2 separate regions of the Mus musculus genome follow, and region 2 is linked to region 1. Evidence: chromatin loops called from intact Hi-C (ENCODE). Cell type or tissue: left cerebral cortex. All regions are shown on one strand. Region 1 holds the start of Nipbl (NIPBL cohesin loading factor). Region 2 holds the start of Cplane1 (ciliogenesis and planar polarity effector 1).

Region 1 (2,500 bases):
TCTCCTCAGTGCGGGGAACATGTAGAGCCGGGGGGAGAGCAGCCGAGAAGACAAATCGCGGCTTCTTCTTCGTCCTCCTCCTCCTTCTCCCACATAGAAACACTCACACAAACACCCGGCCGGGGGCCCCGAGCTACCGGGGGGGCATCGCCGCGGGCCCGGGAACCAATCCTCCTGGCGGCGGGGGCGTCCCTCCCTGGCGGCTTTGCTGGTGTCGGGTGAGTCGGTACCGACGGAGGGAGGGAGGGACGGGAGGGCGGGCGGGGGGGAAGGAGCCCAGTGTGTGTGTGTGTGTGTGTGTATGTGTGTGTGTGTGTGTGTATGTGTGTGTGTATGTGTGTGTGTGTCTCTCTCTCTCGTTCCGTCTCTCCCTCTCAGAACAAAATGCCGACCGGAAGTGCAGCTGCAGGAATGACTCCCTCCGCCGGCGCCAAACACTAACAACCACCCCCTCTTCCCTACTCCACTTCCGCCGCCGCCACCGCCGCCGCCGCCACTCGGGCTCGCAGCTCTGCCTCAGCGCGCCGGCTCCCGCGGGCTCCGGAGGCGCGGCGGCGGCGGCGACAGCGGCGGAGGCAGCGGGAGCAGCAGCGGCGGTTCTGCTCCGTGCCCTTGTCCTGTGCAACGGACGGCCGTGGATGCTGCCCGTGGGGTCGCTTCTGCAAGACGGCGTCTACGCCGTTGCTCGGGTGACCGGCTTGATTTTTTTTTTTTTTTTTTCCTTTTGGTCCCCCTCGAGGCGACAGCAGCCGGGCGCTGGTCCGCTGTGGTGGCGTGAGGCCGGGATCTCCCTCTTCTCAGGCGCTCCGGGCCTCATAGCCCCCCACCCTCAATCCCGGAGAAGGCGGCCAGCCGAGGCCGCGCTGCTCTCCCTGACTGGCCGGCCCCGGGCCCCGGGGGGAAGCCGAGCTCCCGCTGCCGGCGGGTTGGATGCCGACCTTTCAAACGCTGTTCCCGCAGCCGTGATGGATGGATCGTCCCGGGAGCGGCCGGATCCTATGTCTGTCTGGGTTATTTTCTGCGAAGAACACAGTCCTCGGAGGTGAAGACTCCCAGCCTGGCTGAGTTGGAATCGTGATCGTGGTGGTGGTGGTGCATTAATTTCTGGAAATACGAGAGGGCTGCTGGACTTGCCTCTTTTTTTTTTTTTTTTTTTTTTTTTTTTCCTTTTTGGCGGTGGTTTTGATTGCCTCCCTGGTAGTCGGGATAAGGCCTGTAGGCGACGCTGTGCAAGCAAGGAGCCGGTCGCTCTGGCGCTGCGATCTAGGTGTGGGTGGAGCCCAGGCCATCCTGACGCCGGGCACCGGAGCCCCGGCACCGGCGCACTTCAAAACATCGTTTTCCTCTGTATGTTGAAAACTCAGAGGCTCTGGACAAGGCTGGAGTACAAAATGTGAATACGAATACAGTACCGTACCCGATGGTAGTGTCTTACTGTAAAACCGGAGGGCATTTCATCGCCACACAGTTTTCTGTTTGCTTGCTTGTTTGTTTGTTTGTTTTTGTATAAATTGTAAGGGGGCTAATTCTTCAGGTAAAAAGTGCCAGTAGGTAAGCACATTTTACTCAGGAGGAACCATATTATATTTTTTTAAATAAAATAAGTTGTCAGCGTTAATCGTTTGCTTGTCTATGCACTGATGTATAGGACAGCTCGCCTACAGGTTATTCTTTTGCTTTAGAAGTCACTGGGGGTGAGGTGTTAAAGATTTTGTCATTTCTGCACTCCTGACACTAGATGACTATCGCGACCAGAGGGAGTAAGTCAGGGCGGTGACTTCGGCCCAAGGAGTCCTGCAAGTGGGGGAAAAGGTCCGGGCTTGATATCCGTGCAAATAGAACTAAGCCTCGCCATGCTTCTGCCGTCCCCTTCCCCAGAGTGCCCCTGGGACTTGGCGGCGCCCTCGTCATCAGGGTTTTGCCCCATGTCACCCTGGTGCCTCCAGCACTTCTGTTTACCTTCCATGTTGGCGGCGTCGTTCTCATTTTTTCCTCCGGGCTTTCTATCTCGTCTGGCTCTTTTTCCCCAGTAGCCTTCAGGGCTTCAGGAAATGAAGTTTAACTTTCCTTCGCAGGTGTTCTGCATAGCGCGCTGTGGATGGCTCAGTCACTCCCCTCCCTCACTTCTGAACTCTACCCTTTACTATGAGTTTATCAATACCTAACAGAACTTTTATGAAAGACGGTGAAAACTGGAAAAATGTTTAGATGGAACCGAGATAAGGTTATTAGAGGTCAGGAGAAAGCTCTCTTCTAGACATTCGAAAGCTCATAAAGATGATTGCTTTTAGGTTTCTCTAGATGGCATGGCAGAGGCCTGGACATTTGTTGATCACGTGGCCTTGCCCCTAGTGGGCTAATTCATATTACTCTAGTGACTCACAAAAATGCATTCTTAATCCTGTCTGCCCCCCCCCCCCCCCTTTCTTGCAAATACATGCAAGACTGACTGACTGACTGAACCGAAGTCTAAGAATTTGATTGGCTCGGCTCAGATACA
Region 2 (2,500 bases), 280 kb before region 1:
TTTAGTTTCCTCCCTATTCAAAATTATGACCATTTCCAAATTATCCCTTAAAATGATAGCCTACCTATAATTTATGAAATAACCATAATCGAGAGATAGGGATAGCAACTGTCCACAACTTCCTCCTGCTGAATTGGGTTGACAAATATTTTTAAGGGGTGGGAGGAGGAGGGAAAGTGGAAGAAGTGGTTAGGCTTAAGAAAGCTAGCACTAGCATCTGTTACCCAGTCGTTGTATACGTAGAAGGCTCAGGGCTTGACAGGTTCTGACTGGAGCTGTCTGAAAGGCTGGATGAACCTAATCCGTCTGGAACCTGGGGCTATTCCTGAAGCTGCTCTAGAAGCAAGTCTCTGGAGACAGCATCAGAAGGGAGGGGGCTGGAGCAGCAGCTCATTTCAGCGTCCATGCGGATGAACCTTGTCAGAGCTGCACATTCAGCAATACGTGAATCTTACAACCAACAGTTTAGTACTGTAAGATACCTGTGTGGATTGTGCAAAGTGCACAGATGAGTTAAGGTTGAACTTTTGCTCCTTGTTTGAGCAGGTAAAAGACGAGTATTCTTTTTATGAGTTAATTTGATCGATAACCAATTGTGATAAATCCTTCATGACATGTGAAGAATTCCATGACCAACACGATTTATTGTCTAATTTTAGCTGAAGTTTTGGCTAGAGACTTTTTTTTTTTTTTTTTGGTTTTTTGAGACAGGGTTTCTCTGTGTAGCCCTGGCTGTCCTGGAACTCACTCTGTAGACCAGGCTGGCCTCGAACTCAGAAATCCGCCTGCCTCTGCCTCCCAAGTGCTGGGATTAAAGGCGTGCCACCACTGCCCGGCAAGTTTTTGTTGTTGTTGTTGTTGGTTTTTGTTTGTTTGTTTGTTTATTTATCTATTATATGTGTGTGCACTGTTGTCTTCAGACACTCCAGAAGAGAGCATCAGATTTTTGTTATGGATGGTTGTGAGCTACCATGTGGTTGCAGGGATTTGAACTCAGGACCTTTGGAAGAGCAGTCGGTGCTCTTAACCGCTGAGCCATCTCACCAGCCCGTTGTTGTTGTTTTTTAACTTGTTATTTTATGAGTGTTTTGCCTACGTGTATGTATGTGCACCACCTTTGTAGCTGGTGCCCACAGAAGCCACAAAAGAGTGTCAGATGCCCTGGAACTGGAGTTACTCAGGGTTATGTCGTAGGTGCTGGGACTCTGAAATCGGGTCCTCCACAAAGGCAACAACTGCTCTTAACAGCGCAGATCTAAATGTTGGTTCTTAAGGCATTCTCATGCCAAGCTCCACGGAGAGCTCGGAAACTCAAAAGTCTTGCACGAGGGGAAGCCAGGGATGGATGGAGAGAGAAAGGACTACCGAGCTGAGGAGAGAGCAGGAGGGCAGGACAGACTCGGTGGAGGTAACCCACTCTGGCAGGCTTGCAGCGCTCTCCCAGAACCCCGGCGCAAAGCTGGCTACGCCGAGGAGGCGGGGCGGGCGGGGATCCGTCAGGTGCCCGCCCACGGAGCGGCATGGAGCATGCGCAGTGGGGCGGCCCCGCCCACGCGTCGCCTGGACACGGCTCTGGGGTGGCGGGCGCGGCCTCCTCCAGGGCTCAGCGGCTTCGCAGCCTCTGCGGTCCTCGGTGGGAGGTGGCGGCCTTGGGACCTTCCCCAGGGGCTCGGTCCCCGTGCCCCCCGCCTCCCAGGGTCTCCGGGCTAGCTGTGGGGACTTCCGTTTTCCTCGCGGCCGCCCGCCGTCCCGCCCAGGTCCTTCTTTGGGTCGCAGGCGTCCCCTCCCCGCCGTGGCCCCTCACACCTCCACAGGGGACCTCCGGGCAGGACTCTGCGGCCACAGCCACGAGGAAACCTCTGAGGAGACCCCAGCGGACGGCAGAGCAGTGAGGGATGGACGCGGGTTCCTAGCATCCTCCGTAGCACAAACCCCGCCCGGGACGTCAGCGATTTTCTTGAAATTGTATGCTCCGATTTGTTTGAAATAAAGGTACCTTTCCCCGGTTCCCGTAGACTGGGCAGATTACTCCTGTCATACATATATTTTTGCGCCATGGAGCGGATTTTTTTTAAAAATCAGTTCTTCCATCTGCAGTGTCTGTTGTGTAGTGCTTGGTCTATCCAGTAGCATCAGTGTTTTGAGAGGCTTTGCAGTATGCGTCAGAAAATGGTGTTTGCTGCATCCCAGGAGAGAGGTGATTGTTAGAATTCTAAGTGACGGGAGGTTGTACGTGATTCTGTAGCGCACCGTACTGAAATCTTGAAGTGGGTTTGCTGTCTTTCTATCTTTTATGCTTTACTTGAAAAAAAAAATATGTCTATCTTTTCCCAAACAAATCCTTTGCATAAATCTTTAAGTGTCTTTCACATCTAGAAGGACTCATTAGACAAAAAACATAATACAATTAATCCCTCAAAACCAAAACTAACAAGTTGCTGTCACCAGTAGAATCTAACGATGATTAACTCAGTCGTGCTGGGTTTTCTCCTGTTGCCTT

What was found. A loop is a pair of places that touch in the nucleus more often than their neighbours do. Peaks named below come from ENCODE experiments on the same cell type or tissue, not always from the same donor. Only the 100,000 strongest peaks of a DNase experiment are listed, where the experiment ranks them.
Region 2: a loop joins it to region 1, with 2.7 times the contacts of the local background. A loop is called at or near these places in 1 of 42 quality-filtered maps.

What each region holds. Positions count from the first base shown.
Region 1 is chr15:8,444,246-8,446,745 of GRCm38, forward strand. Nipbl (NIPBL cohesin loading factor) reads right to left here and starts at 218. Exons shown (of 47, transcript NM_027707.3): 1 at 1-218. It overlaps LOC102634078, which reads left to right. Exons shown (of 3, transcript XM_017316813.1): 3 at 1-1,618. The coding sequence ends at 1,046. In left cerebral cortex, CTCF peaks have their summits at 1,220 and 2,328; DNase peaks (open chromatin) are centred at 414, 1,004, 1,237 and 1,781; H3K4me3 peaks cover 2,500 bases; H3K27ac peaks cover 1,267 bases.
Region 2 is chr15:8,167,498-8,169,997 of GRCm38, forward strand. It overlaps Cplane1 (ciliogenesis and planar polarity effector 1), which reads left to right and starts at 1,609. Exons shown (of 53, transcript NM_001162906.1): 1 at 1,609-1,992. In left cerebral cortex, no CTCF peak of the experiment used is centred here; DNase peaks (open chromatin) are centred at 1,520, 1,971 and 2,104; H3K4me3 peaks cover 1,504 bases; H3K27ac peaks cover 1,509 bases.